Linked DNA regions of Mus musculus: regions 1, 2, 3, 4 and 5 are each linked to region 6. A link is a loop called in an ENCODE intact Hi-C map of the cell type or tissue named here. Cell type or tissue: left cerebral cortex. All regions are shown on one strand.

The links. A loop is a pair of places that touch in the nucleus more often than their neighbours do. Peaks named below come from ENCODE experiments on the same cell type or tissue, not always from the same donor. Only the 100,000 strongest peaks of a DNase experiment are listed, where the experiment ranks them.
Region 1: a loop joins it to region 6, with 3 times the contacts of the local background. A loop is called at or near these places in 3 of 42 quality-filtered maps.
Region 2: a loop joins it to region 6, with 2.8 times the contacts of the local background. A loop is called at or near these places in 10 of 42 quality-filtered maps.
Region 3: it touches region 6 in a loop (2.4-fold over the local background); 5 of 42 quality-filtered maps call a loop at or near these places.
Region 4: it touches region 6 in a loop (5-fold over the local background); 28 of 42 quality-filtered maps call a loop at or near these places.
Region 5: a loop joins it to region 6, with 2.7 times the contacts of the local background. A loop is called at or near these places in 21 of 42 quality-filtered maps.

What each region holds. Positions count from the first base shown.
Region 1 is chr12:72,283,168-72,288,167 of GRCm38, forward strand. All of the region lies in intron 3 of Rtn1 (reticulon 1), which reads right to left. Gm52013 (a long non-coding RNA gene) reads left to right here. Exons shown (of 3, transcript XR_003950281.1): 3 at 1-258. Among named protein-coding and RNA genes, the nearest start is that of Gm52013, 26 kb to the left of the region's middle. In left cerebral cortex, a CTCF peak has its summit at 2,384; DNase peaks (open chromatin) are centred at 1,570, 2,440 and 3,951; H3K4me3 peaks cover 922 bases; H3K27ac peaks cover 1,561 bases.
Region 2 is chr12:72,224,809-72,229,808 of GRCm38, forward strand. The region is part of intron 3 of Rtn1 (reticulon 1); the gene reads right to left. Among named protein-coding and RNA genes, the nearest start is that of Gm52013, 33 kb to the right of the region's middle. In left cerebral cortex, no CTCF peak of the experiment used is centred here; DNase peaks (open chromatin) are centred at 2,417, 2,875 and 4,951; H3K27ac peaks cover 1,130 bases.
Region 3 is chr12:72,211,258-72,216,257 of GRCm38, forward strand. It overlaps Rtn1 (reticulon 1), which reads right to left. Exons shown (of 9, transcript NM_153457.7): 9 at 492-1,320. The coding sequence ends at 1,278. Among named protein-coding and RNA genes, the nearest start is that of Ccdc175, 29 kb to the left of the region's middle. In left cerebral cortex, no CTCF peak of the experiment used is centred here; a DNase peak (open chromatin) is centred at 2,478; H3K27ac peaks cover 814 bases.
Region 4 is chr12:72,429,754-72,434,753 of GRCm38, forward strand. Gm33487 (a long non-coding RNA gene) reads right to left here and starts at 2,565. Exons shown (of 3, transcript XR_381676.2): 1 at 1-2,565. It also overlaps a transcript of Lrrc9 not described here. In left cerebral cortex, a CTCF peak has its summit at 2,666 (motif pointing left); DNase peaks (open chromatin) are centred at 2,654 and 3,991.
Region 5 is chr12:72,231,198-72,236,197 of GRCm38, forward strand. All of the region lies in intron 3 of Rtn1 (reticulon 1), which reads right to left. Among named protein-coding and RNA genes, the nearest start is that of Gm52013, 26 kb to the right of the region's middle. In left cerebral cortex, no CTCF peak of the experiment used is centred here; DNase peaks (open chromatin) are centred at 3,110, 3,956 and 4,599; H3K4me3 peaks cover 3,937 bases; H3K27ac peaks cover 3,390 bases.
Region 6 is chr12:72,101,728-72,106,727 of GRCm38, forward strand. Ccdc175 (coiled-coil domain containing 175) reads right to left here. Exons shown (of 21, transcript NM_028687.1): 18 at 4,927-4,970; 19 at 4,077-4,260; 20 at 201-329. Among named protein-coding and RNA genes, the nearest start is that of Jkamp, 18 kb to the left of the region's middle. In left cerebral cortex, a CTCF peak has its summit at 2,982; a DNase peak (open chromatin) is centred at 3,009.

The DNA.
Region 1 (5,000 bases), 180 kb after region 6:
CCCGTAGGTCCGGGGAAGTCTCTAGGTGGACTGACCCTGCTCTTCAGCTTCTGTGGCTATGCTTCTGGCTAACTGTTCTTGCTAACTGAAGTATGTCAACTCAGGATGGCGTTTTGGTGCCTAAAGGCACACCATGAGAAAGGGACTACGCTATGATAAGAACCTCTGAACATGAATCTTCACTTTAGAATCACTGCCCCCAAGAACAGCCAGACCTCTGTCAGATTCAAAGATCTACTGAAAGATTGAAAAAAAAAACTGCAAATGCCATGCGATGTTTAATGATTTTGATGTGGGCAGATTGCTCTTTCTGTCTTTGGGAGGATGAAATGAATGAGTATACAGGGTCCATCACCAGGGGAAGGGGAAACAGAAATGCTCAGAGTTTGAAACTTGCCAACACCAAAAGGCCTGTGCTCTTGAGGCTTTAGAAGCCCTGAGTTACTAGATCCTGAACACCAGCACACATCCCCACCTCACAGACTGGTTATGCAGTGGACGGAAAGCTGGCTTCTTAGTTTTAATTCAGTGTTGCCTGTGCAGACAGTAGAGATGTGATGGATGTTGGCGGTACAATCTAACTGCCAGCCACAGAGAGGCAAGAGGACTCAAGGGCACGCCAGTGGGGCAGCCAGAGAGACATCATGCTGGCCTTGTAGTTGGGGACCAGCAACACCATGGTCGGTAGGAGAGTCTGCCTCTCTGGAAAGTTGTGCCTCCAAAAAAGCACAGTATTTGATGCCAACCATGCACACTGGGCTGGGGGTAGAAAGAAATGGCTAATCAGAAAACCAGGCCCTTATTATGAATGTTCAGTGAGATGAAGTTTGTGCAGCTTTTATTGGCCAAACAAATAGTTTTCTGGTTCTATTGAGTAATATAAGACTGAAAGAAAACACTCTCTGTAGTCAAAAGAATAGGAGTGGCCTAAATCTCCTTGGTATCTGGAGTTACTGTGTTAAAAAAACACTCCTAAGAGCATACAATAAGAGGACATGCAATGCTTTTCCCTAGTCCCCAAACTCAATTTTACTTTTGCTTTCACACAGGTTACTGCAGGCTCCTGGCTTCAGGCTGGGGAGTATGAACAATCCAATACGAATGTGCAGCTTCCTCCATCCCTCCTCTCTGCCCCACTTTGTACCTGATCCCTGATGGCCTCTATGGAGGTTAAATGTTTAATTTCAGTTATACAAAGGTCTGTTGAGTTTCTCAAGCTATGCAGTAACTCCAAATGTACCACATAACAGGGAGAAGCCAGGTAGAAAACACATTTGCACCCCACCCCCCGCAGTAGTGTGTCATCATTTCAGCATCTGAAACTGGTACTCGGGCAATTGAAGCAACAATTATTTCTGTATTTGCCACCCCACCCCCAGTAAACCAAACAAATACTGTTATTACTTTTGGACAACCTAATCTCTTCCTTTGAAGTAAAGGGGAACGGGAAGAAGAACGGGATCAATATTCCACTAATAATCCCCCGGCCCCCAGATTTTGGAAGCTGTGGATAAATAAGTACAGAAAGATATGAATACAGATACGGCTCAGCTGTTGCAGTGTAAGTCAGCAACACAGAGAGGCCGGGGTAAGTGTGGCCTTCAGTGTGCCTGGAATGTTTTGTGACATCATTTTTAGCTGCATGTCTCTACCAATGTCTGGTTTCAAGGACTGGGTCTTAGTCACCTTAGGCTCCTCAGCTCCTACCCAGGAATTCCTATGTACTTGATTCAGGAATCCATGAGAGTGTGGGTATAGACACGTCTAATAACGTAAATAAAGATGAGCCTACATGACCTGCTTACAATTCTGATTGCTTGACTCTAGAACCTCCTACCACAACTACTGATAGAAATATTAGTCTTCTCATGATGTTCAGTGTTCAGATCAACTTGACTTCAAAGCTAGTAAAAGTAGGTCAAGAGAAATGAACCAGACTGCCTATACCTCTGGACTGGACTTAACTTCACACTGCCTATCACCACCTTGCTCTGAGTTATCTGGGTTCATTTGTGTGGATACATTAATCTCCTTCATGGATGGGATGTCAGGGCAGCAGACAGTCTTCCTGTTCTCCACTCCCTCCATTCCAATGTCTTCTAAAAAGCCCAGCATATACTCTGTTCTTAATAATCGTTTATTCAGTAACTTTACTGAGGTGGCAAATGTTCACCCACTGAGAGTCAGACTGCTATTTCAGATAAAGCAAAGGGACTTAGGAACACACTGACTGCTTAGTTACATCACACGCTTGCACGTGCTTCCCGAAGCTGAAGCACAAGTCTCCGGGAAAGGTGCATGGAGAGCCAAGAGAACATGATCCTTGGACAGCAGCCCCATGCGGTGATCAGTGGAAGAGTCGGCCCCATCAGTGTGCGAGGCTTGGGCTGCGTTCTACTGAGATGTTAAAAAGAAAGGGGACTTGCCGCACGGAAGCCAGATGGGCTTGAATGCCATGGAACTTACAGCAGATGGCACTCAAATATTAAGCTAACATTTGCCTATGCTCCAAGACGAGCCGTGTGAAGCTGGTTACATGATGTCTATTTAGAAACAAGCAGCAGATAGGAAAATAAATCTGGTATCGCTAAAGCTGTCTGCTAAAAGCAAACCTAGGCATTATCACCCAATGTACTTTTTGTACAAAGGAAATGTTGATATTCCTAAGGCTGAGTTAAGTCTAACGAAAACACCCAGAACAGGGCAGCAGGAGCCCACTCTCCCCGGAACCTGTTCAAAAAACAGGCTCGGTCTGATGAAGCCGTGAAAATCTGCTTCTGTGAATCCCATGGCAACAGTGGCAGTCCTCAGACAAACACTTTACAAACCAGATTTGTTTTTCTTCTTTCTAAATACCTTTGTGTGATATTTTTGGAAAATGTTGAAATACAACCGGCATTGCGTAAGGTGTAAACACACTGTTCCAAACGCTCCAGTTTTAGATCGGGTGTTTGTTAGTTTCTCACTAACCCACGGTGGTGACTCTGCTGGTAACCCTGCAGCATCCGGCTCTCTGGGGGATGCCCCAGAAAGTCTTGTCAGCTGAAAGTCAGACTCAATAACACTTACAAAGTGCAGTGGCTATCCAGTCAGAGGAGAAGATACTCTCGAGATTTATAAGCAGCGCAATGTCACAGCATATTGGCCATCCACTTTGCCTGGGTTCTTCAAGGCTTCCTCCCAGAGAAGAGGAGTCACGGAATAGTCTCTGATTTTCTCATTAAATCAGAAGTATAAAGACTATGAAATCTTGGTCACCAAAAAGTCAAGAGCAGAGCTAATAAGAGAGTCATACAACCATGTGAACAGTGAAGAATCTCATAATGATTCTCTATGTGTAAAAACTTTCCTGGTAAAAAATGTTTGTCATAGACAAAGGAGCCCTACCTAATAACCAACTAGCACACAGAGCGTTGCCCTGATTTCTGTCATCATTTAAGACACCTTTGCTCACATGCTAATTAAAATAGATCAACTGAAAGGGGGGAATTGGAAGAGTATTAGAGAAATATGACATATTTATTTAAAGTATCAATAGTTCTGAGGTTATGCAAGAAAAATGTTTCTGGTTTTGGATATGCACATTGAAACATTTCCATGATAGCAACTTTATTTTTAAAATACTTCCCCCAAAACCAATACAACCAACATGACAGGATCCTAGTGCTAAATTCTGCCAAGTTATAAATGAAAACTCATCCTGTTATTCTAATCTGTGAGTTGAAATTTTGCTTAGAGATCATTTTTAAATATCTCAATGTATAGATTATGGAGACTCATTCCAAATCATTAGTTAGAGTCAGGTATTTGAAGAGTCAGTCTTTACCTGCTACCAAAATATATATTGTTAATGGGCAGAAGTTCCTTGTCAATGCGTCTCAAATCCTGCCCATGGGCTTTAAAAAGGTGTGACGTGGGTAAAGAAGAAACAGCAAACAGTCAAGTCCTTCCAGTAGCACGCCTCCTTCCCACCGCTGAGACAAGAAGTTCTATGTGAAGCCTATTTCCTATTTGCTACATTGCACCATCCAAAGAGTGCATAGGCAAGCTTGTTTTCCATTTAAGATAACTGAAAGGGGTTTTTATGCAGACATTTTTTTATGAATGGAGTAACATTTTATGTGACAAACTCTCAAACCGTTGCTTATCTAGTCTAAAGGAGTCACCCCATATTTGTTATTGTGAAAACATTAAATCCTGCCTCACTGTTATTCAAATGTCTCGGAAATACCCGTTTACCAGAAGGTAGCAGTCCTGAAAAACAATGCAGACAAACCTTTATGTGGGAAGCTGCCTGATCTGAGGGTGATGTGCGGAGGGCAGCAACCTGGTATATGTCACACTGGATTCAAACAAGTCATTAAAGTCCTGTCTCTAAAGTTTCTACTGCCTTTTAGCTGTCTGGCTACAGCTGATAAAAACAGAGATTAGGGCTCAGGCTAAAGGTTAAGCCCAAGAAGGCAGCTGTGCCAGGTGGGCTTCACCAGATCCTGACAAAGTGGCTAATTCATACCTCTCATTGTTTGAGGGAATATGAATGATGAGGTTATCAAAGGGCAGGCTGCTGACTGGCAGGTGTGGGGCGTGGCTACCAAGGCAGAATTACATAGGCAGAGCATCAAGCCAGCCTCAGGAACACCTGGCCAGAAGGCTCATCCACCAAGGACAGCCCCCTTGCAGTCTCACATTCTCCTGGGTCCTTAAACAACCTGCAACCTGAGCATGTAGCATTTGAGGTAGTACAGAAAACACAGCCCAATTAAAAAATGGGAGTGTAATTGCTGCAATTTGTGATGTTCCAGTTCTATCAGCCTGACTACTTCAAAAGCATCACTCAGTTCATAATCTCATTACAATTGCAGAGAGGACAAAATATCTTTATCTTTATCATAGATAAGGCTTTGGAAGTTTTGGGCCAGTAAGTGATAGATGGGGATTCACACCCAAATCTGTCTTACTCTAGAACATCTATATCATTTGTCAAATCTCTATAATCACCT
Region 2 (5,000 bases), 120 kb after region 6:
AGGGCGAAAGGCTCCTTTCTCCGGTCTCAAGGGCCCCCGGCAAAGCGACACTGGAGAGAAAATCCTTCCCTATCAACTGGCTTGCACCATCACTGTGGTCCCTCAATGGCTCCAACACAAAGTTGCCAGCAGACACCTATCGGTTTGACAAAGTGTGAGTCCCTGCCTCTTAGGACACTTCTCTGATATAAGAAGCAGAGAGAGGAGAAGCTCAAAAGCATGTCTGGGGAGGAGATAACATTTTTTTTATTTCCCTTTTAAAAATAGGATCAGGGCCCCAAGTCTATGCCAGAAGTTCTTGCTGTGCTAAAGCCTCTTTCTACCCAGTCACTTGTCACACTGATAACTAGAAATTAATTTATTTGGACCAACTAGAAATTAATTTATTTGGACCATTGGTTTTTTTTTCCGCCTCAAAAATCTATATATCACCATTGTGTTCATTTTTTTAAAAAAAAATGCCAGGATGCCAAAACCAAAGACTGCATGGAAAGATTTGCTTTCCTTTTTTTTTTTTTTTATTTTTTTTTAAGATTTGCTTTCCTTAACAATGTGGAAGGGAACACAGGCACACACAGAGCTTGCACGATCCAACTAAAGAAATTTCCCTTCGGAAGAGTGCCAACGTGCAATGTTTCTAGGTGCAGAAGACCTCTGGGAAGAAATGCTCTGTGAAGTCCTGCAGCCCTGAGGACAGGTGACAGAGGAGGGAAAAGGCAAGATCTCCACATGGCTGGGCTCCTCTTGGCAGGCCTGGAGGCAATAAGGCCAAGGAGGCCTTGGTGGAGTCTAAACCAGCCAGGCTGAAGGCCTGAGAGTGTGAGGAGCCTCCAACAGCTCTCTTCATTAAGCTAATGCCTCACTGAGGGAGAACCAAACACCAGGCTTTGTGCTGGGAGACAGAGCCATGAGAATACCTGAAGGATGAAAATGGAGATCTTACAGCTACAAAGGAATGGATGTAATTTCTTTAAGGGCAGGCAGCATAGTATCATGGGCGGGTGATACAGATGCCTTGTAAGGAAGCCCGAGTTCTCCTGGAGGACAGGGAAAGGCCTGGGGATGGTGGTTCACACAACCCTGTGACTAGCAAAGAGGCGTGGGAAGCCCTGCAAGGAGCTTTCAGGCTGGAAAGAGATAGCATTTGCCATTTCAACTCGAATCCCCACTGAACAAGTCGCTAAAGACCTGTTAATATAGGTTTCCCCCTAAAATAGCCTTCTACATCTCTGGCTACCTGTTCAAAAGAGCTGAGAACAGTTGGCACCCAGTCTGGGGCAGGCTTGGAGGGATCTGTAGGCAGAGAGGTTAAATGAGTTCACGTGTTTGGTGATCAATCTAAGATTACAAGAAGTTTCTACTTAGGCAATCACCAGAAGTCTTGTAAAGGATGAGCTGTGGGCTTGGAGTGCTTTGTGTCAATATTATCCACGTAGATACTAAAATATTCACAGCACTCTCATGTCTTATTTCATTTAAGCCTTACAATAAGCTCCATTAGACAAGTAGCACACTGAAGAAGCTAAAAGTTAACATGTTTTCTCACTATGTAATAAAGTAGCTATTTAAACTGGTTGTCTTTTTTTTCTTTTAGTAAAATCAAGTCCTTATCATATTTCTTGATCACTGGCTTTCTAATAAGCATAGGAATCAAGCAATTACAAAATGTTCTTTCTGTATTTTTAAGGATGTGAAGGTCTAGCTGGGAAGACCGGACAGTCCACTGAACAAACCCTAACACAAGGTCAGTCTGTCTGTATTGCAGGAGGAGCTACGAGTCCGAGGTTGTTAGTCCTGGAGTGGATGGAGGAAGAAGTGGGAGTGCTTGGTAAACTTGGGGCACGTGCTTGGGGGGGTGCATAAAGGGAACATTATGCAGGATTAGTTTGATGAACAGAATAGACTATTGGCACATGAGTGCATCCAGAACAGAACAAAACAATTGAAGGCCTGGAAGTGGGAATCTCTGGGAAATAGGAGGCTAACGAACCCAACGGGATGAAGCAATATGGCAGAAGTAGGGCTACAACAAGAGTCCTGGGGGCTAGAAGAGGTAGACACAGCAGTGTAGATTTCAGTGTCTGTGAAGACAGAAGCTTCTGGGCATTCCATGGGAAACAGTGCGGATCCATCAAGGCAAGTGAGGACTGGGAAGGAGCCTCTGGGTCTGGTGGCTAGAAGGGTCATGCGGTACTGTGTAGGGGACTGTGCTGGAAGCTAGAGGTGGGGCAGAGCAGTACGGGGCCTAGAGAAATGGAAATCCAGAGGACCAGAGAGCATGGCCTTCCAAGCAGCGGTAACTGTGTGCTCTGCTCAGCCTTCTGGTGGAGAAAAATCTGGGACTGGAGAGAAAACGGATGGGTGAAGATTTCTGAAAAGAAAAGACAGGTGGTTGAGCAAGGACTCGGGGAAGACAGGATGAATCAGTCATCACCGTTCTTCCCAAGAAAAGAGGAAAGGGACGCGAGACTTTCGGAAAAGCAGCAGAAGATTTAAATATCACATGTGACTGACGTGATATTTCTGTTGGATGGTCCTGCTATACAACAAGGGTTCCAAAAGGGATGAATAAAAGGATCAACAAAGGGTCGAGGGCCTTTGATTAAAGGCAAGGGCTCGGTTGATGCAGGCAGCAGAGTTCCATCTGGGGTTCTATGGTCAGTAGCTTTAGGGCTGACCTGAGGCTTGTCAACTGTCTGTCACACAGCATACATCAAGGAGACTTAAATTTGAGGGGTCAGAACTGAACATGGCAATACCTGGGACCAGGGTTTACAGCTGGAGGCGTGGACAGGGAGAACGGCAATGGCCACAGTGCAGGCCAATGGTTCCCCGTTCCAAGGATGGCGTGGGATGGGTGGGAGGCTACGAAGCTGTGCTCTCAGAAGAGAATGTCTGTTCTCTGCATTCCAAATGTCAACTTTGCAGATTCGAATTTTGATGGGAATGGTGTGAATCTCTTAGCAAGCTTTACGGTATCTGCTATGGTTTTAATATAGCGTATCCCCTCTTCCCCCGAAATTCACTTTAGAACTGAATCCCTGTTGTGAAGTTTAAGAGGGTGAAAAACTTAATCCAACTAAGGGATTTAGAAGTGGAGGCATAGAGAAGGGATTAGGACTAAACTAACTAAGTCCTCAGCGGGGAGCCTGCGTGGACTGAGCCCTGGTGGCTTTATGAGACAGGAGTCCAGGACACATATGTATCAGTATGTTCCCTGTCTTTTGTCACCTGACACCCTGTAGCACCTCAGGGCTCTGCCAGCAAGCAGGCCATTGCTAGGTCAGGAGCTTGATCAACTGTGGACCTGCTGAATTGTATGCCCACACAAGCTTCTCTTTACAAGTTACCAAGACCATGCTACGGTGTCATGAAAAGCAAAGTGTAATATGCCCACAGTGGGTCCATGCCCACAGTGGGTCCACATTAGTCAACCCTTGATTAAATTCCCTAGTAATCCTACAACCGCAGTGACCTCAAGTGCCTTGGAGACAGCAAAGTGGAGATAGTTTCCCTCTTTTGATATTCTCGTGCAGAAAGTCGATGGGGAAGCTAAACAGTGGAGCACACATTCACGGAGCATGCTCACAAGGACAGGTACATGGCTGCGTCACTTTGACAATTCCAATAATTACAGCTACTTTGCTGAAAGCCAGGAGGCAACAAACCGGATCTGTAAGGCCTCAGTAGGTTCTATTTTCAGTTTGATAAAGGGCTTGGTGATCGCATCTTATGCCTCACACCACAGGTATGAGTGCACAGCCGTCGTGGACTTAGAACCAATGCTGTCAAAGATGAAATAAGAGATCTGAAGACTCTCAGAATCAAACCAGTGTGCCAATACCTTCCAGAATCTCACAAAAACCAAACCAAACCAAACCAAACCAAACCAAACCAAACCAAACCAAACCAAACCAGAAAACACAATGAGAGTAGTGTTCCATGTTTAGAATTATGGAAAATTAAACTCTGTCAACTTTCTTGAGAGGAAGTCCTTTACTGTGATCTAAATACTTTCAGTTTGGAAATCTTTTAGATGCATACAGTTATATGACCCCAATAGTGGCTGTGGTATTCAGAAAGTTTATTAAAAATGTATAAGCAAAGAAGACAGTAGTGCAACTGTCCATATTTTATTTATAAAGCAGAATGTGGCGTAAGTAAATATAAAATGGCAATAAATTAAACAATCGACTGCGCCATTGATCCATTTCTCTTTTTCTTTATCTGTAGCCAAGGCTGACCTCGAACTCACTATGTAGGCAAGGCTGGTCTTGGATACCTTCTCCTTCTACCTCTGCCTCCCAATGCATACACTATTATGTCCAGCTACCACCCTAGTCCAGAAAAGATCATAGGTGCCATTGAATCACAAGTTAATGCTATTTTATATAAGGCCAAATAGGAAAATGTTAAAAGTAATTGTTGTAGAAATATCAGTATTGCAAACAGAGAATCGCTAACAAATAATCTGATATTGATGGGTACCATCAACCTCATGAGAACTGACAGAAGGCTCTACAAGCCCAGGGTCCCCAGCCAGTGTCCAAAGAAATGACGGGAAAGTCGGTGTCTGACTGATGTTCCCGAGGCCAGCAATATATCACTGAGTGCTGGCACAAAGACACTAAAGTAACTTGCTCCCCTTAGTCCCCCATTGCACATTAAACAAGAGAATTGTAATAGAGGGTGGCTGAGCTCTTAACACCTTAAACTCAGACGTTCAGAGGTGATGCTTTTTAGTGGAACAAATGGTGAATTCCACTTACGAAGACAGAGTCTCCCACACAGTGAGACTTCAAAGCATTAGTCCAGGAGCCCCGAGCCCAGCTGGGCATCTGCTGGCAGAACTCCTGGTACCCTTTCTTCATACCACCTAAACACAGCCAAGCTAGCTGTCAAGAAAAAAATGCCAACACTATTTCTAGATGTTTCAGTAACCCTGTGGATGATTTCAAAGGGAAGGTGTGGGAAACTCGGCATTTCCTACACACCGTGAA
Region 3 (5,000 bases), 110 kb after region 6:
GGAACCCTACCCCCACTCCCTCAAAAGTGCAAATAATTTTTTTACAAGAGGTCTATCACAGGGAAATTTAGCATGGTGGGTACAGGAACTCTGTGGACTTTGACCCAGTGCCCTATTTATTCTGTTCTGTACACAGCAGGATCTCAAAGGGTACTTGTCAACGGGAAGAGTTCGTGATGCCTGCAATGGTTTTATGCCAGTATTTTATAAGATGATAAATGTTTACATAAGGACTCATACCACTTTTAGAAACTGCAAAATATCCACGCTGATCCATCAGAGTACAATATGAAATAGCCTTTCTGTGGTGATTTCTAGTATTAACACAATGAAGCTGTAACCCAGGCTGGGGCTGGACCCTGCGGTTCTGGAGATGGGAGCACGTTGAACACTTGACCTCAGTCCTTGTGGCTCCTCCTCAAGTGACTTCCTCTTTAAGACTTTTCTGTTTTTTTCATTTTCCAGTAAGATCATTAAAGACAGAGAGAAATGTCTACATTTAGTCACATTTATTGATGCATTCAGTATCAAGTACATAAGTGCAAATATCCAGAGTCTGTGATTGAGTCCATTAGGAACTACAGAGGAAGTAATACAAATTGTAATAAAGTCAACATGCTGGCACCTTTAGTTACCATACATGTAAATCAGCCCAGGCATCCCATAGGAGAAAAGTACTGTGCGTTCATTTTGGATTTATTCTTTAATTCGATCATTCTAAGTTATACAAAATGGATCACCATATGTACGGTCAACTGTTTTATATTAATTTTTATGTTCTCTGTGTGTGGGGAAATGCTAAAACATTGGCCTACAATTCTATATAGTGTTATTAGAGATGAATCCATCCAGCAACCCAAGGACATGATAAGCGATCCACTATGTGTCAGCGCACTTGGCAAGAAAGGCCTAGCCACAGGGACAGTAGAAGCTACAGAAGCGTTGCAGAGGGGAGGACATCGAGGGAGGAGGGAGAACGTGGGCTCTCACCATCATGCACTTTTTTTCTTTTCTTTTCTTTTTTTTTTTTTAGCAACACGAAATCAAAAACCACATCTAACACACTCTATACTTTAGTGCTTGACACGGGGGTGGGGAGGGGGCGGCTCATATATCCTAAGAGTACAGGAAGAGCCTCAAAACACCTGTCTCAAAGTTTGCCTCTAAGATTATGGTACCAGGAAAGGGAAACAATCAATTTGCAGTAACGAGGAAGGAGAGAGCTGTTACCACTCCAGACACCCCCACTCATGTCCGGCTTCTCCTGGGGTGACCATCTACTCAGCGTGCCTCTTGGCGCCGGGGATTTTAGCCTGGATCCTACAAAGGTAAAAGTCAAAGGGTTACATTGCAAATGGTACCCATGAAACCACTTTGCGTGGTCATAATGTGGCTTTACTGACTTGAGTAGTTAAACAGCAGGAGTATCCTAGAAACACTTATAAAGCAATGAGAAGGAACAGAACGTTGAATGGGGCCCAGACAAGAGAGCTGCATTCTCTAGCTCAGCTTTTTGGTAGATGGGATGGCCAAAGTGGCTTCTTTCACAGCTACAGAGATTGTGATAGTCACCACTGGCTACTTAGTCCTGGGCACTTCTGAAAGAGGGTGCAATGGCTATACCAGGAGTCAAAATTAAACTGAGGTGTGTCCTGGCAGAGGAATTTCTTCACCTAATACCCCTCCTATCACAAAATATCCAGCAGTGGTACTAAGCCTGGGTCCTAGTTCCAGATACTGCTATTCATTCATCGAATGAACCTCTCTCACAGCTTAGAAGGTCTTGTGCGAGTGTGCGTCTGTGTCTGTGTGCACAGGTATATATGTGAGTGGGGATGTGTGCGTGTGTGCTGAGACAAGAGGCCAATTTCTGGTGACGTTCTTGAGTTGCTTTCCACCTTGTCTTTTGAGACCAGATCTGTCGCTGGCCTGAGGTGTGCTGGGTTGGCTGGGTTGGCTGTTGAATCCCAAGAATGGGCCTGGCTTTGCCACGCTGGCACCAGGATTCTAAGTGCTCACCACAGTGCCTGGTTTATTTTAACATGGTTCTTACTCCTGGGCAGCCAAAGATGTCCTGACTGAGATCCCTCTCTAGAAAATCATCTTGAACATGTGGGGGACCAGATATTGTCAAGGCTCCTAACATTCTGTACTGCAGCCATTGTCCTGGGGTATCTGCTATCATTTTAGGATTCTAGGAGCTTTTGTTTATTGATCTGGAGCCTTAATAGTTCAGCTTGCAGACTAGGATTGTCACCTCCCTATGCACTAGGCAACCTTCAACGTTCTAGAATTTAGAGAGACCAGGGACTTCTGCAGAGTTTTCCTCCTCATAGGGATGGGAGAGAGTGAAGTAAACAAGGGGACAGGATGTTCAGATGGTGACAAATGCTATAAAACAATACAAGGCAACGGGATAGGAAGGGAGGGGGAGTGGTGGGGAAGTGGGTGGAGCCCACTTTAGAAATAATGAGCTAAGAAACAGATGCCTAAAACACAGGCAGGAGCCAGCCGACAGAGATCTGGAGGCTTCAGGCGGAGAAGGCAGAGTACAGAGGCCTGGAAGGAGCTTAGACGTTGAAGGGGCAGGTCTGAAAAGCTCCTGCCTCCAGCTTCCTGCCCAACGGTGTTAGAACTTAGGGAGTATGGCAAAGGGTTTAAATTCTATTCTGGGTGACAGGAAGCCATTGATAAAGCAGGGAACGGGATGATGCAGCCTGATTCGTTTTCTTTAAAGAATCACGATGATCCCAGTGTGGAAAACAAAGAGGGAGATGGGAGCAGAAGCGATCCTGGCCGGAGAACAAGCTACAGAAGTAAGGTGTCAGATGGTGACGGGCAGGACCACGTGGTAGACACGAAACAGCCAGGTGAATGGTCTTGAGATCTCAGTTGGAGAAGGGGCTGGAGGTAGACCCCTTGCCTTGCAGCCAGAGTAATGGGTAGCATGATAAATAGGCATTTATCAAGATGTCGAGGACAGATGGCAACCAGACTCTGAGATCTAACAGCACGATACTTGGCCATGTGGGTCTGAAATGTCTATGGGGCATGCAAGGGAGAGCCATCTGATAATCGGGAAGTAAAGATGAGTCTTGGCACAGGAGGGCAGGGGGGAAGACACAAGTGTGGAACCCTTGATCTGGAGGCAACATTTGAGGTTGGTGGAAGATCCTAAGAAATTTTTCTTAGACTCTAGTGCTGGGCAACACAGGCTACTGATGAACTCTGGTTTTTTATAACTTACCCAGTTTCTCTTTTTGCTTTGGCTACCAGGAAATGCAGCCAACCTGATTTAATTTCTATTATAGGAGCCCTGTTCTCATGAGTGACATGTTGTTTTCAAAGCTTTGATTCTCAACTATAATCTAACAATTAGACTATATATGGATGCATATGTATATTTATTTTGCATTGTGATAGCCTCTGAGTTGACAGGCACGCTTTTAGACTCTCCCCTCCAAATCTCTCAGGAGACTGTCACTAAACCATTTCCACACAGTGCAATCACAATGACATCAGCTCCCTGGTTGGAAACACCAGGGGCCATCCCGTGAGTGCTCGTCTCCTGGCATCAGCCTTGCCATCTGTATTCTTGCCTCCCATTTGGGCTGCAGGACAGTGGCTAGCGCACTTCCTGAACAGGATAATTTTTGTGCCTTTCTATGTGCTTAGGTCATTTTCTCCTCTTGCAGTGTCTTTCTCCCTATTACCCTCTACATGAATGCTTATCCCTGCTTCAGGGCCTGTGCCAAATGGCGCCCTACCTACGGGCTTTCCAGGATCCACTCTCAGAGCTGCTGCTTCCTCAGTGCTCCAACTCTAGAATTACATACAGCTCTCTTGTAGCATCCACATCACCTCATGGATATTCCTTTATAATTTATACCAACAGGCTGAGGACTCCTGTTGCGTTGGACTCAACCATCTTCTTCATGCCTTCTCCCTTCACCATAGCAACACAGGTAATAGTCTCTAGAACTAAGTGTCCAGCCCTCACCCTACCCCCACCCTCACTCATAAGATTTCTTCAAGATTATCTAACTGAATATTGTATAATTTCAGCCCAAAACTTCTAGTTCCAGCTGCCAAATTCCCATTCAGGTTTTCTGGAGCTATAATTTTTAAACATAGTTCTAGTTTCCCAAGAGTTACCTGGGGGCTTCATTGAAATGTAAATTATAGGTCATCAACTCTAGAAATTCTAATGCTATAAGCTTGTTTTGGATCTCTCCAGTCTTTTGCCTTTGAATTGACTCTTGACTTTAGTACCAGCACTTTCTGTTCTATGCCATTCTGCCATTTCTGTACATTGAACAACGACTGTTTCATTCTTCATCTACTTATCTTCATTACGTTGGAGACACAGGGGTCTGAGAGGATGTTTTGGGGCATTATAAAATGAGCTGAGAATTGCCACATCTCCAAACTGAGAATGGAACCCCACAGAGTTCTCTCTCTCTCTCTCTCTCCCTCTCTCTCTCTCTCTCTCTCTCTCTCTGTGTGTGTGTGTGTGTGTGTGTGTGTGTGTGTGTTGGGTCGGGGCTCAGGGAAAGTCAAAATGTTCTGTGCATGGAGAGAGGATGGCAGCTGCAGGCCTGGGCTATCAGGGCAGAAGGACGCAGAAATAACGGCTCTTCCTACAGTTTTGTTATCATACGTCGTTGACTGAGGCGCCTAATTCTGACCGCCACCTGGGCTCTGCTACATAATTATCTGATTACTAAATGGAGTTAATGTTGATGGAGTCTGATCCTTTCGAGAAGTGAGTCTGTCTGAAGGACAACCCAACATTTAGGTTAAACGATCTTAACAATGAAACACATCTGTCATGGCAGGCAGCAACAAGCCTTAAAACATGAAGGAGAGAGCTGTGGAAATCACTGGGCTAAGTGACCATGTTAGCTGTGGGCATGGAAACCTAACACTTGCATCTCTAAGTATCTTACAGGCAGCTCTGTAAAGCAGGGACCGTTAGAGGCAGAAGGGTTAAAAACAGC
Region 4 (5,000 bases), 330 kb after region 6:
TTAGTTAAGCTAAAAGGGAAAGGGAATGGAAAGAAAACCCATGATAAAATCAAGCACCACTGTTTTGAAAGACTGCAAGGATGGGCTTTTATTTCATTAAATGTCCCGCCTAGCTGGAAGGTTCTTAATGACAATCTGGAACACAGAGTCATTCGAAACAAGGGCTGCAGACAAATTATATAACCACTAGAGCTGAAGGAAAGAACGTACCAGGGAAGGGACGCCCCAAAGCTAAGCACATGCAATCTCAGGCACAGCGATCTCATGTCTCTCACCTTCCCTTCTTCCTTCTGCTCTGGACTCAAGCGAGAGCCTGCAGCACTGGGACAGAGTGGGAGCCACACTTAATGGTTAATCCCTTTGAAAGAGCTGGATATGGGAAAGATATTAGTAATTTCTCTTAAATAACTCCTATACAGGTATTGTTTTTAATTGAACTAACTTTCATTTGTAAACAGGTCTCTGTCATAAAGAAAACTGTCATTGTCTCATGCACACACTTGCTACCATTGTACCCTGTACACACTTGCTGTCATTGTACCCTGTACACAGTTGCTGCCATTGTACCATGTACACTTACTGCTTTCCAAACGTGAGACTTCTAGAGACCTGAGAGCAGATTGAAATAGATTTACATTATGGTTCATAACAGTAGCAAAATTACAGTTATGAAGTAGCAGCGAAAATAATTTTATGGTTGGGGGCCACCATAACACAAGGAACTGTATGGAAGGGCTTAAGAAGGTTGAGAACCACGAGTTTAAAGGCTGCTGATAAGCATGATGAGCCCCTAGTTGAGTCACTGGTGGCGAGAGCACAGACAGGTGGCTTAATCAGCTGAGAAAGAAAGTAGGAGTGGCAGTGAACACAGTGGCCAGAGAACACTCAGGGATCAGAGTGAGGCTGTCATGCATGCCTCCCACCAGGAATGAAAGTCTGTCCAGTTAAGAAATAAAATAAAGGGCCTGGAGGTGCCACTCAGTCCCTAGGGCTGTTTTGACAATTACTGTGCTGTACTTCTGAGATGGAGCTATTGCTGACTAAGAAGAAAAGGGTAGCACCTGAGCCCAACACGTCCCTGTTAGGCATGGTTTCTGGTTATGGTTAGTCTTCTACTTGTCCACAACTGTGATGTAATAGGAGCCATTTGATTGGCAGACACGGAGAGTTAGGTAAAATCAATCTAGACTAATGTAGAAGACAGTTCAAATCCCCTTTGCCTGTTTCATAAAAGAATAGCACACATACCAAAGCACATATGTTATCTACAAAGTCTTAATGAAAATATGGTGTTTGTGGAAAGAGAAACTCTGAAAGACATGATCGGAGCCCTCATCAGAGCCCAGCAGTGGTCTGCTTTGTTGCCCTGGATGCTGGTCTTCTGGAACTCCACACTCTCTGTCTCTCCTAAACCCCATCAGGAGAGTCTAGTGTGGTAAGCCTTGCCATTTCTGGGCCTACCTCTGGCCTCGCTATAACCACTCCAAGCCTCTCCCATGCAAGATCTTAGGTTGGTAGAAACCCAGATGGGCCCTTAACTAGTTACTTTTCTCATTGCCATGAAACATACCCGACAAACAAACTTAGAAAAGAAGCCCTGATTAGGGAAAGCTGGCTGGTCAAATTAGATCCACAGTCAAACAGAAAGCTGTCCTCATCTAACTTGGTCTGGGACTCCCCAGTCCCAAAAAAAAAAAAAAAAAAAAAAAGGATTTCCCATATTCCAGGTGGTCTTCCCTTCCCATGAAATCTTTTTGGACACTGGTTCATAGATATGCCCAGAAGTGTGTTTCCATAGCGATCCAAAACCTAGTCAAGTTTAGCAGTAGTTACCTCTGGTGCAAGGTCGAACAGTCTTCTGAGGGGGAAGTGAGGATGATTACAGGAAAGACAGAAAAGAAGAAGCAGAGACCAAATTCCTGTCAATACTGTGGCAGTCTCAGGTTTTTCTTAGGCCTTATATACTTTATAGTATCGTGGGAAACAAAGCCAGAAGCTAACAGAAATAATTTGCTCTCCCAAATGCCTCTGTTCCTTCCACCAAGGTCAACAGAATCTTCAGCCCCTCACCTTGAGCCTCACACGAACCTCCTCTTATCACTCCATGGCTCAGCAGTCAGGAAATCTGTCAACCTGCCTTGACACTTGTGTCTCTGTCTCTGTGTCTGTCTCTTTGTCTCTGTCTCTGTCTGTCTGTCTCTTTGTCTCTGTCTCTCTCTGTCTGTCTCTGTCTCTGTCTGTCTCTCTCCCCCACTTTAGAGAGGCAGCAAAACAGCTCCTGACAACCTCCTCCCATTTACCTATTTACTTTGGACAGGGACATAGCCCAGTCTGGACCCCATACAAGGACACTGGCAGAGGGAACTCACTTGAACTGTTTCCCACACACCATGATTATTCCCAGAAGGAAGAGCCTCCATTTCTTTTGCTCAAAGATGTTGTCCCTACGTTATGTTTCCCCAAGATAGCCTTTCTTGCTCGATAAATTAATTAATTAAAAGCTCTACGGGATACGGGCTTCCCAACAGTCCCTGCAGTAAATCTCTAGGCTTGCTACTAACAGCAGAAATGTATCTCCCCCACCCCACCCCACCCCCACTTCTGGAATCCAGAAGTCCCAAGTCAAGTGTTAGCAGTATCATGCTCCCTCTGGTGGCTCTTGGTGACTTCAGTCTTTTCCCTGCCTTCTGCAGGTAAATGGCCATCTGGTCACCCTTGACTTGTGACTGTCCCCTCCAATCCCTGATTTTTGACCTTTCTTCCTTCTGCCTGCTGCCCAAGGCCTTTTTTTTCTAGACACCAGTCATTCGATTCAGACAGGACCCATACTAATGTAATATTGTATTGTTTCCAACTGGTTCATGTTTAATCATCTTATTTCCATGGTGATGTATGCCTAGAATTTGGGAAGCCAGAGTCAGAAGGATTGCCCAAGTCCAAGGCCAGCTTCATCTACATGATGTCTGAATTTACTAAGCCATGTTTATATAGGAAGAATTTGCCTTTTAAAAAAAGTTTTCCATATAAAATAACATTCTGAGGTTCCATTCTGAATTTTGGGGGGAGACACTATTCAGCTCAATATAGAGAACAATGCTTTTCAGGAAACATTTGCCCCTGTTTATGCTCTCCCCGATGGACTCATGCAATTCCATCTTCCTTTCCTCAACCAGTGTCTTAGTCAGGGTTCCCTAAAGAAACGTACAAGCAGACAGAGACAGAGACAGAGACAGAGGCAGAGGCACAGGCACAGGCACAGGCACAGGTACAGGGAGACACACACATACACACACACTGGCAACAAGATAAACTTAAACTTGCCAGAAAAATTGAAGATGAACAGGCAAAACGCAAAAGCTTCCTTCTTCCTTTTATCTATCTGCCACCAGGAGGGGCTGCACACATTTAGGATGATGGCTCTCCCCTCTTCAAAAAAATGAGATCACAACTAGCCCTCATAGAAGTGTTTTGGTTCCTTTCAGATCCAGCCACATTGTCAACCAAATCAACCATCCTCTCTAGCACAATGAGCATGGTGCTGTCCCTAGACTGTCGACTATCTGCTCAGCCTGAGTCTAGAAGCTGGTAAAAGAGAATCAGTTGCAGAAAACAAATATTTGGAAAGGAAGTCATTCCCCTCAACAGAAGAGCAGTTCCAAGAGGGAAGAGAACTGTGTGGTTCACTGATGTGTGCTCTGACTCAAAGACAACAAAGGCAGGATAGCAAGTGTTCTTCAGCAGACAGATCAAGTACTCTGGGAACGACTCTGAATTCAAGTCTTTGAAATCGTTAGTCTTGGTTAAAACCATAAAATCACCATTGTTCCACATTCTGTGCTGCTGAGATCTGATATAAAACGTTGCCAAAGCTCCTGCAAATACTGCAGTAGTGTTTCTGTGGTGTAACTCCTGAACGCTGCCATTGTAATGGGTAAGGAAACGGATGTGGCTGTGTTCCAATGAAAACCCACTCTACAAAACCATGGAGCAAGCTGGACTTGGACCAACGCCATCTTTTGCCAACTCTTTCTCTAAACAAATGCTATCCCGTACAAGTCCTTTTCTCTTCTCTCTTTGCCATCATCCTTTACTGTCCCCGGCCACCAGAACATCAGGAAGAATGTCACTTTTTCTTGTCAAGGATGTATGGAGACTACACCTGCATCTGCATGGAGAATACAGTTTGGTATTTGTTGACCGGGGGGGGGGGGGGGCGGGGGATTAGCCCACATGATCTGTAGAGTATGTGCCTCTGAAAATGCATGGAGCCTGAACAAAGCAATGCAGAAGATATGTGAAGGAAGAGGCAGCCATAGGACCACACACTGAAGACTGACAGGGCCACAGTGTGCAACTCCTTCCTGAGAGAAATACACATATACACTCTACTCTATGAAAGCTACAGTGGGGTCATTACCCAGCAAAGCTGGGCCACCCAGAATTCTGGGGGCCTAACTTTTGCTCCAGTGTGTCTAGAAGACAGGACAATAAGCCAAAGATTTAATCTTGTACCTGAAAGTTTAATGTTTTCCTTGTTTAGTCTTGGGTACAAATGGTGCTTATGAATTATTCTTCTTTCCTATGCCTCCCTCTCAGAATGGAAAGAAGGTTTTCCTGTGCCTGTCCCCATTGTTTTATTTGAGAATCAAATTGCTTGACTTATTTTACAGATCTACAGCCAACCAGGAATTTGCCTTGAGATTCGCTTATGTTTGTTTTCCATGATATGAAGACCCTTGACCTTGGCTCTGAGGTGATGCTTGAGTTTGGGACTGTCGGTATGGAGGTCCATTCGTGAAAATGAAACCATGGAGAGAACTAGGGGTGGGATGTAATGGCCAGAATGTTTGTGTCTCCCCGAGTTCTTATGCTGGAATTCTAACTCCATGGCAATTAAGAGGAAGGGCTTTGGGGAGGTTAGATCATGAGGAAAGAACACTCATAAATGAGATTACTGCTCGGAAAGGATGGCCAGTGGAGTTCAGTTAATCCTTGCCCTG
Region 5 (5,000 bases), 130 kb after region 6:
TTCACACTCCTCGTGCCTCAGGCATTGAGCAGGGCTGATTTTTTTTTAATGGAGTAAGCAATAACTCATGAAAACCTGAGAAACAGAATAGACATGAAAACAAAGATATAGAGCAGCATTTTTTTTCAAACAATCTTATCCATTTAAAATGTTTATTTTTAAAATGGGTATTGTAGAAAGTTCATCTATGAAGCTTAAACTGAAACACAATTTCAAAGATTCTAAGTTTTTAATATTTATCATAATATTATTTATAATTTTAGGAATAGCTCATGCTGTAAAGAGATCTAAAGTTCATAATTCTTTTAGCCCCATGTTAGTTTCTCATGTCAAATCATTTTAAATTGCTCTTGAGCTGGGCGTGGCAGCACACACCTTTGATCCCAGCACTAAGGACAGGTCAATTTACGTGAGTTGGAGGCCATCTTGGTCTGAAAAGCAAGTTCCAGGACAGCCAGGGCTACACAGAGAAACCCTATCTCAGGGGTGGGGCGGAAGGAAAATATTTTTGAGACCTCCATATTTCAATTTATAAAAAGCCCCCTTTCCCCTGCATGCCTAGACTTTAGCTTCATTTTTATGATGTACATACCTGCAAGTATTTGCAGAGGCAGATAGACAAATATATTAGACAATATATAGCCAGTATCCACATTGATTAACTCTGGGTGGTAGAAACTGGGGTGATTTGTGGCTTTTATTGAAATCTTTTGACAAAAATAAAAAAATGCATAGTGTACCCGAATCTCTGTCAGAGAAGCAGAAAAAAAAAAACATTTCCATCTTAAACTCTGCCCTTCCAAAGGTCCTCTCGACAGCAATGAAGATGCTATAAAAAGAGAACACCCTGTTTTCAGTGGATCCCACTGCCTGAACAATACACATTTAAGATATTCTGTGTACCTAGAGTCTTCTGTCACTTGGGAAAGTCCCAGTGCCCCAACCGAGCAGGTTCCCATGGGATCTCATTAGAATCTGCACCAGGGAGGAGTTTGTTGTATAATGCTATGCTGTAATATTTGGCATATTCTAATGATGAGTCTAAATAAAAAGCTGTCTTTAATAAAAGGTGAGACTGTCTCCTATTTATATGTGTGCACAGGTGAGCATGCATGTGTGTACTGGTGTGGGGGCTGGAGAACAGTCTCTGGCCTCGTGCCCTAGGAGCCATCCATCTCATTTTTTGAGACAAGGTTTTTCACTGGGAACTGAGGTTCACTGAGTAGGTTAGTCTGGCTGGCCAGGAATCTCTGGGGACCCACTGTCTTTACCTCCCCAATGCTAGGGTTACAAGCTGACACGGAGCTTCTTAACATAGATTCTGGAGATCTTTCTTGCTAATTTCATGCTTCTGCAACAAGTATCTTATCGACTGGGCCATCTCTCCAGCCTTCAGATGCTGAAATTGACTACTTCTTTCAGTCTCTGTGGCTAAAATATGTGTATTTACCAGTATCATGGGATGCTTGGGTCTTTAGTAAATGTTTCAGCTAGTAACATTTAGATTAGACAATCCTAAAGCATTTCCATAGAGCACTGTAGGCCACCACAGAGTATACGCCATTTTGAAAGATAGCTAGATAACATCATTGAAAGGTTGCGTGCTGGCGGAGACAACACACACAAAGGAGTTGAGCTTTAGCACCTAAGCACATAACAGATCGCCAAGACACCACAGCACTACAGATGCTGCCCATTACAGTTTTTTGAACATGGTAGAAAGGGGAGGTGGGCAGGGGTCTTCAGAGTATAGACAGATTCCCACGGGTGGGGGTTGCTCATGAATCTTCATCTCTGTGGCACGGGACCATTTGGATTTAAGTTGTGTGGTTAAATATTAATATAAGGCAAATTACCGGTCCTCTCAGTCTTAAGCCTGGAATTCCCTGCCCAATACAGTGAGAGGAATGTCACGAAGGCTTAGGAACCAGCAGCACAGTCACTGACAAGTGGCTAATATTGAGAAGACTTTAGGACGGCCAGTCTGTGATGGTGGGGATGGGGACAATGATATAAGTGGGGTGTGGGCCTTGCATGGCTGCTGGATGTCGTTCTGTCTGTGAAGAAGGGCCTATGTGAACATATCTCAGAGAGGTGGGTGGGATCTCACCTCCTGTCACTCAGCATTCATGAGGGAGGTGAGGGGATGCCGGTCCGAGAGCCCCCTTTAACTAATGAATTTACCGCTTCTCACAGATCCTGGGCATGTTTGATTTACCTTCTTAGAGTCTCCCACCATCCAGGAGTTGAATGGAAATTTGAGAGGATACTTGGCAAAATGGAAACTTGTGAATATGAGGGCTATTCACCATCATTCAGACAACTTGTCTTTCGATAAATCACAGAGGAAAGCACGGCCTACCTCAGAGGCAGATGGCGGAACAGTAGGAAGCAGGGCTCCGGCTGTCACCAGCTGTGCACCTGACAGAAGCCTCATCTATCACCCCCGAGATGAAATGTGAAAACAAGCCCTCACACCCAGGGTTTGAGACGATCGGACCAAATTAGTAAAAGGGCCTCATAAATATTAAGACCGTTGTAAACTATAAGATTATCTCCGTTAGGACAGGGGACCTAAATCCTGTAAATTTTAGAGTTGTTTGTTTGTTTGTCTGTTTGTTTGTTTTGAGATAGGGTCTCGTGGGCTAGCCTTGTCCTCTCTGTGTGAGCCTGGCTTCCTTGAACCCCTGTTCTATAACCTAATGCTGGGATGACAGGTGTGTATGGCAATGTCTGACTTAGCCTCTTTCTGTTACCGTTGGTTTTGTGTTGTTGTTGTTTGTGATGCCGTGCTGCTCTACAGTCCAAGGTGAGCTTTGGACTATCTTCATGCTTCTATCTCTTGACTGCGGGTATTATAGGTGTGAGCTGCCACGCATTGCTGTCTTTCACTGCAATCATATATGTCGTGCGCACACACAGACAGACAGACACATACACCCTAAACCCATGCACTCTAGTTTTATAATACATTTCAGTGAAGTAATTCAGTGATGTAATTTATAGATGAAAACTGCAATGATAGAGAGGCAGCCTCAAATCCATGTGTTTCCTACCCAGGCAAAGCTTCTGTACACTTCCAGAGGGCATCTTCAGCAGTGTCTACTGACTTCTACCCATACTGGCCTCCTAGGTCACACCTATGCCATCCGTACACCGAGTTTTGCTGGCCTAAAAGTTGGGCACACTAAGAATTCATAGACACCAGTGGCTTCAACCCCAGATACGTATTAAACTCATCCAAGATCACAAGCTCTAGGGGTGGGGCCCAGCATCCTTTGTGTTTCTTAAAGCATTCTAAGTGACTCTCAGGTATAGCTGGGGATTAGAACAATTTGCTTTAAACATAGGGAACTGGAGTGAAGGTGATGTGTTTAGAATCTACTGTAGTTTTAGTCTATGATGGAAGTTCCCACAGGGGAGGACAACAAAGGAGTAATTCATTCTCGCCACCACGGCTATCTGGTGTCACTGAACTCTCTAGTTAGCTAGTGGCCAATTTTCAAGTAAATGGCATTGTTCTATTTGAGGAAAGGAAATCAATGAATCTAATGACAATCAAAGGTCACTGGGAATAAGACCCTTTGGTAACTCTGAATCAATCTCCACAGGTAGCTACATGGTTGGAAAGGAACACAATTGCCTTCAGAGGGTAAGTGATTGCGTTTTATGCTAATTCCTGATTATTAAAAAAATTCATTTCAAAATTTAAAGTAAGCCAATGCCAAACCCTTAGCACTGTGATGCTACAAATAAAACACACAAGCTGCTATCTTTCCAAGTCTGTGTCTGTTCAAAATAGAAGACACTCAGAAACAAACCCCGATCACCAGTCTTCATAGCCATCTGAACGTGGCATTCTTATGAAGGCACAGTTGTAGAGTGTGTGCATCCAACTGATGGGTCTAGGCACACGCACCCAGAAGGAGGAGATACAAAGCACTTTACAGCCACCCGCGTCTGTGCAGCCTGTGCCATTCCATGTAGCTGTCATCGTTTCCCGAAATTACACTCCGTGGCTGCGTATTTCTTATTTATTGGCATTTAAATTGATGGCCTACCTATTTACTTTTGACAGTCATGTTTCTAATAGGCCCACATGATTTAAAGTAGACTACTGTATTTTATGCCATTGACATCCAGTTCAACAAACAAGGGCCAAAGCCAAGCGTGCTTTTAATTCTGAGATTTCTGTTTTTATCTTTTCTTAAGAAAATAAAATAAAATAAAAGTCCTTCACAATCATTAAAGATGAAAAGAACATTTTTTTTTTCTGGCTAGAAGATGATGACGATGAAGAAGAGAGAAACTAAGAAAAAAAGAAAAAGATAAAAAGAGTCACCACGTAGTGCTCTTGGTCCCCAAGGATGCTGCAAACCCCTGCAGGTTCCATCAATGTGCCTTCTTCAGAACCGTATTTGTTAAATATCAAGACATTGGATCTGCCCAACCCCGGACTTTACCTCATACAATTCATTCTTGCAAATTCTCCCTTCCTCCTCCTCCTCATGCAAGGTGAGCAAGGTGAGGGATAAAACCTTAATGTAACAAAGGAGAGCCGGATGTGTGGGATATGAGGCTGAATAAAAATGGCTGAAAAGCAAGCGAGGCTGGAGGGCGGCCACACCCAGTGCTAATATGGACCGTTTCTAAACAGATCTGTTAGACCCGAGGGCAGCCGCCACGGCTTTGTTTCTCCCCTCCATTTATTTCACTGAAAGCCATTGTTAATAAATAAATGATCTAGATTATTCCAATGACAGTCACAATAACAAGACTATTTCAAAGCGAACCACCCTAATAAGTGGCTACGCCATCATAGTCTCAGGATTTAGAGAGCTGGTCTGCATTTCCAGTTTCCTTTGTGTAATCACAAATAACAAGCCTGAAATGGGTGTGTCCCTCTCTCCTAAGGATGCCCTCTCAGTTAATGGCTCTGATCTCAACCTTTGGGCAGAAATAAATGCACTGGGATGCAGAAAAAAAAATAAGGAAGCACT
Region 6 (5,000 bases):
TGGTTTTGGATGGGTAAGTGGCCATGTTCGTATCTGAAGGCTTTGAGAGACTCATGTTCTAGCCATGGAAACAAAGACCCTTAGCCCAAAAATCTGGCCATGTGTATCCATTTGTGATTTGAAAAGTTAGTCCCCGAGTCTGCTCATGGCAACTCTGAAGACTTCTACTGATGCTACAAAACAAACTTAAGAGCACTCACGTGGCCTGTGCTTCTTCTTCCGGCTTCTTGATTGTTTCTTTAACATTTTGCAGATCCTGCTTAATGTGAGTCTCCTAGCATGAGAGGATGGGGAAAAACGAAGTATTTCTTGATTCTTTTGCTTCTTTCCTATAAGAAAAAAATTGGGTTTTGTGGTTATTACTGAATATTAAAATGCTGAGTTGCTCCAAGAATCCACATGTGAGAGGTGACATGTCTGATGTGCCACCTCTGAGCCTACTGCATTTGAAACTGTTTTGACAGTTACCTTCCTATGTCCTCTCCTAGCAAAAAAAAGTCTGTATAAGAGAAGTCATAAGATAAAAAGGTTACAATTCTGCAGAGGCAGAGATTGTTAGGGATACTCAATTACTTCATGGGAACAAAGTTATTAATATAGCCACGCTAATTATTCATGTTAGTAACGTTTGATAAAATGTGTTTATTAAAAATATGCAAAACAGGAGGCAGAGGCAGGTGGGGCTACAGGCTTGGAAAATCAAATGCCAGCCTTGGTCTACAGAACACGCTTCAGGACATCTGGGGCCATAAATAAATAAATAAATAAATAAATAATAAATAATAAAATTTGTAAAACAGCTCTCATCCTAGTTCAGCGTCCATCATGTTTGAGGTCTTCATGACACATTGCAACTTAAGGCTAGAGTACTTTGCTATTCAGACCTGAATAATTTGAAAGGCAAAAATACTCTCTTAATGTGGACTTCTAGATGAGTTTAATTTATCCAAAACTATGAATTTAAAGGACTTTGCTGCTCACTGGAGCCATGTAGAAATTAAAAAAAAACAAAAACAAAATGTGCCTGAGCTCACCCCGATACTCATGATAAGCTGGTCTAGCATGCAGCCTCAAGGTGGATTCTTTTTTTTTTTTTTCCTTCTAACCTAGATGTGGAAGGTTGAGAACCACCGGCCTACAAGTCTCCCTTATCTAGAGCTTAGTTTTCCCAAGGGGCATTTTGGGTTTGGTTTGGTTTGGTTAGGCGTGGCTTTCCCAAGACAGTCTTGTTACGGCTGTTATGACCTACCCTGGGTGACCTTGAGCCTCTGGATCCAGACTGCCTCAGCCTCCTGGGGCAGGGCTCGCACAGTGGGGTTTTCACGATACCCTTTGAATTATTCAACAAATGATTTCACTTTACTCTCTGTAATGTTAATTTTACTGTAACTATAAAATTGAAAGTAGTTATTTTTTCAGAATTAAATGATCAAAAAAATGGGCGTAATAGTATTGAGTCACTTTTCCATCATAAAATGAAAAGGCCACTTTGACCATGCTAAGAATTGGTTTCTCAAAGCATGTTATGATCTACAAAGGTCTTTCTGCAAGGAATGTGTTATTTGATCAATACAAAACACCTGCATGTAACTGAATGCTCAAGGGAGTTGGAATTTTAACTGAACAGATAGTTCTTAAATGCAAATGGATAATCTGTGTGTTTAAAAACAGAACTGCCATATGACTCAGCTATCCCGTTCCATGTCCTAGCACAGAGATGGGCACACATCTGCACGTATCGCTGCTCTAGTCCCAAGAGCAAGGGAGGGACTCAGCCTCAACCTTTATCTGTGGATAGATGATGGATTGTGGGACATGGATACAGTTGAACCTTATTCTGCCATAAAGAGAAAAAGGAAGTGATAAGATTTGTAGGAAAATGAGTGAAAGTGGAAATAGTAGGTGGGGCCACTGGCTTGGGAAATCAAGTGTGACGAGACCTCTTCTGTGCAGATCCCAAGCTTTCAGCTTTTCTAAATGTGCATTCCATGTGGGAGAGGGGATGGAGAGGTGGCAGGAAACTAGAAAGGGGCCCGTAGAAGGCGGAGAGAGAGGCCGCACAGGAGGGAACTGGGAGAAAAACCACATGGGATGTGAAGGAGGAAATGATTGCACCCCATACGGACAGGGTGAGCAGTGGACAAGGCATGGGGGGGGGGGGCGGGTCACGGAGACGGGGAGAGAGGAGCACCTGAGTATTGAGGTTCAGCCAGAACTAGTTATGTGTGGAAACGGCACACAGGAACCTGTTACTGTGAATGGTGATTTAAAAATACAAATAAATATAAGAAAGTATATTTAAATTCATTTTCACTCTGACTTGAAATTAAGGAAGAAATTATGAAACAAAGTTCTTTTAAAAGTTGTCATCGCCTTGTGTGTGTGTGTATGTGCGTGTGTGTGAGTATGTGTGTGTGTATGAGAGTGTGAGTGTGTGTGTATGTGAGTATGTGTGTCCACGTACATGCATGGGGGGGCAGTGAGTATAGCACATGTGTCACAGTGCATACAGAGCTCAGAGGACAACTTGTAGGGTGTATATAGGTCTCAGGTATTGGGCACAGGTGTCTGTCAGGCTCCATGGCTAAGGACCTTTACCCACTGAGCCATCCCTTTGACCCAAAACACTTTTAATAATTTAAAAGTAATCAGTACTGCTACTGTTTGGTTTACGTATACGTGCATTTCTGCTTACAAGACAGAAAAGGTACAAAGTTAATTGACAGTTTTCAGGTGAGTTCTGGCAATCTAGCATTCTGATAACCTCATTCCTCTTTCCAGTTGTACTTGGGGCTCTTGGGCAGCTCCCATCTGCACCTGTCTCTGACAGCTCTGTGTGCTTTCTGCTCCTTTATCTCCAGGAGAAGAGGCCCATTAGGTCTAACCATCTCTTCTCTTGCCCAGGGATTCGCAGTACAGTAATGAAGCTAGCGTAATGGGTGTGAAAGGGCAGGAACTGAAAGATTGTACTGATATACTATGTCCAACAGAGAGCAGCAGAGAGCTGCAGAACTGGAAGCAGTCCAGGGCTTCTAGAGAATTGCAAGCAATTCACAAGTCAGAGACTCCTTGGCTGTAAGGTGGTGGAATAATAATAATAATTCAAGGGTCAAGTGGTACTCGCTTCTCTGGGACAGGGGGAGATTCCAGACACCCAATGAACAGTCAATATGGGTTTGATATTTTATAACCGCCGTTTGTTGTCTTTCTAACTCTACAATCAGGAAAAGTGAGAAAGGCGTGAACAGCAGGAGGACAATCCGGGCCTGGCTTCTGAGTCCACCCACATTCTGTCGCGTGCCCCGGGAGCTGAGAAGGGCAGAGAGCTATGGCAAGCCGGGGGTCTGCCTCCAGAGCTCAGCTCAGCTTCCGGCTCCTCAGAGGCCCCAACTCCTGACTCCTGCTACAGAGACTTTAGTGATGGCAGCGCCAAAACCACTATCTGGCCCTGGTCAGGGGAGGAGCCGCCAAACTCTGGACTGGACTGTGAATCCCATTTGAGCAGGGAGTGTCTCATTCCCTGTGGTATCTTAGAGCTTGATTCAGGACAGGAGGTTAGTAAGTGCTTGTTGATGGTAACATTTTATTGGCTCTAAATAGAATAGCTCACTTTGTCTTTGTTTAGTTTAAATGGTTTATTTTGGTTTTACTTTATGTGTGTGAGTGTTTGCCTGCATGTATGTATGTATGTGCACTACATGTTTTTGTTTTTCAACAGAGAATGTCTGTGAATCGGGTGTGGTGGCCTATATACCCAGCACTCAGGGAGTCTGGGCAGGAAGATTCTGAGTTCCCACCACACTAGACTCCACAGTAAGATTCCTATCTCAAAAACAAAGTCGCTAGTTTCTTTTTTGTAATCATGAGCAAAATTTAGTTCTCTTGAAAATCTTCTCAAGTGAAAGGAAGAAGTGATGAGCTGTTCGGACAAACTCGACCCAAAGTGAGAAGGGTGTTTGGTGGGAGGCCCAGCACCACAGAGCACTGCCCTTTTCCTTCCTCTGATGACCGGTTCCCGAGGACCCCCTTATTTTGATGTCACTAGCTACTAGAAGGCGGCTGAAGTGCTATCTTACCGAGCTTCTGGAGATCCTCTTTACTAAGGCTGGCCGGTGAGTCCTCTTCCATAAGACGACGCAGCCTTTCGAATCCCCCCACGAGCCAGGTGCTGATGGACTCAATTTTCTCATCCCTGTACTGCAGCTTCGCCACCAGAGACTTAATTTCTTGCATAGTGTCTTCTCCGGTGCCCACCAGTTCCTTAAAGGGACAGCATTTGGGGGTGTGCGGATACAAATTACAACGAAATGAATATCATTCTGAGTGGATTGTTTCCAGAGGTGATGCTATGTATGAAAAGTTGTCATTAGTTACACAAAGTAACTTTTAGAGACTAAGAAGAGGCAGGATTCAGAGCCAGCTACCTGACTCCTCTCCTACCTACAGGGAGGAGGGATGGAGAGGCAGAACAGCTGGTAAAATAGAGTGAGCCTAGAGTTCACAGCACAGTCTGAAAACCAGATGTGTTCTATGTGAGCTTGCAAAGACAAAGGAGGAAAGGAAAGAGAGGGAAGATGAAGAAGCAGGGAAGAAGGGTGGAGAGGGGACTGCCCACCCATCACACTGAGAGATACTGCAAGAAGATAGTTTCTGAAAGGATTAAGATCTCATGGTTAAGTTTGGCACAACGGCTATGACGGGACCACCACCCTACCATCCTTCTGCATTTTAACAATTCTGTCCATATGTACACGAATACATACCAGTTACACGCACAGGTGAACACCACACACACACACACACACACACACACTCACACACACACACACACACACACACATACTCACACACACACACACACTTTTAAATAGTAGATGAATTCTTTTTGAGACATGATATGCAAAACAATGCAGAAAGAGCCCTCACCTTAATTATGATCTGAAATCCTGACAGCAGATCTGAATAGTGTGCTGAAATATGCAAATGCAATAGTTAATAAA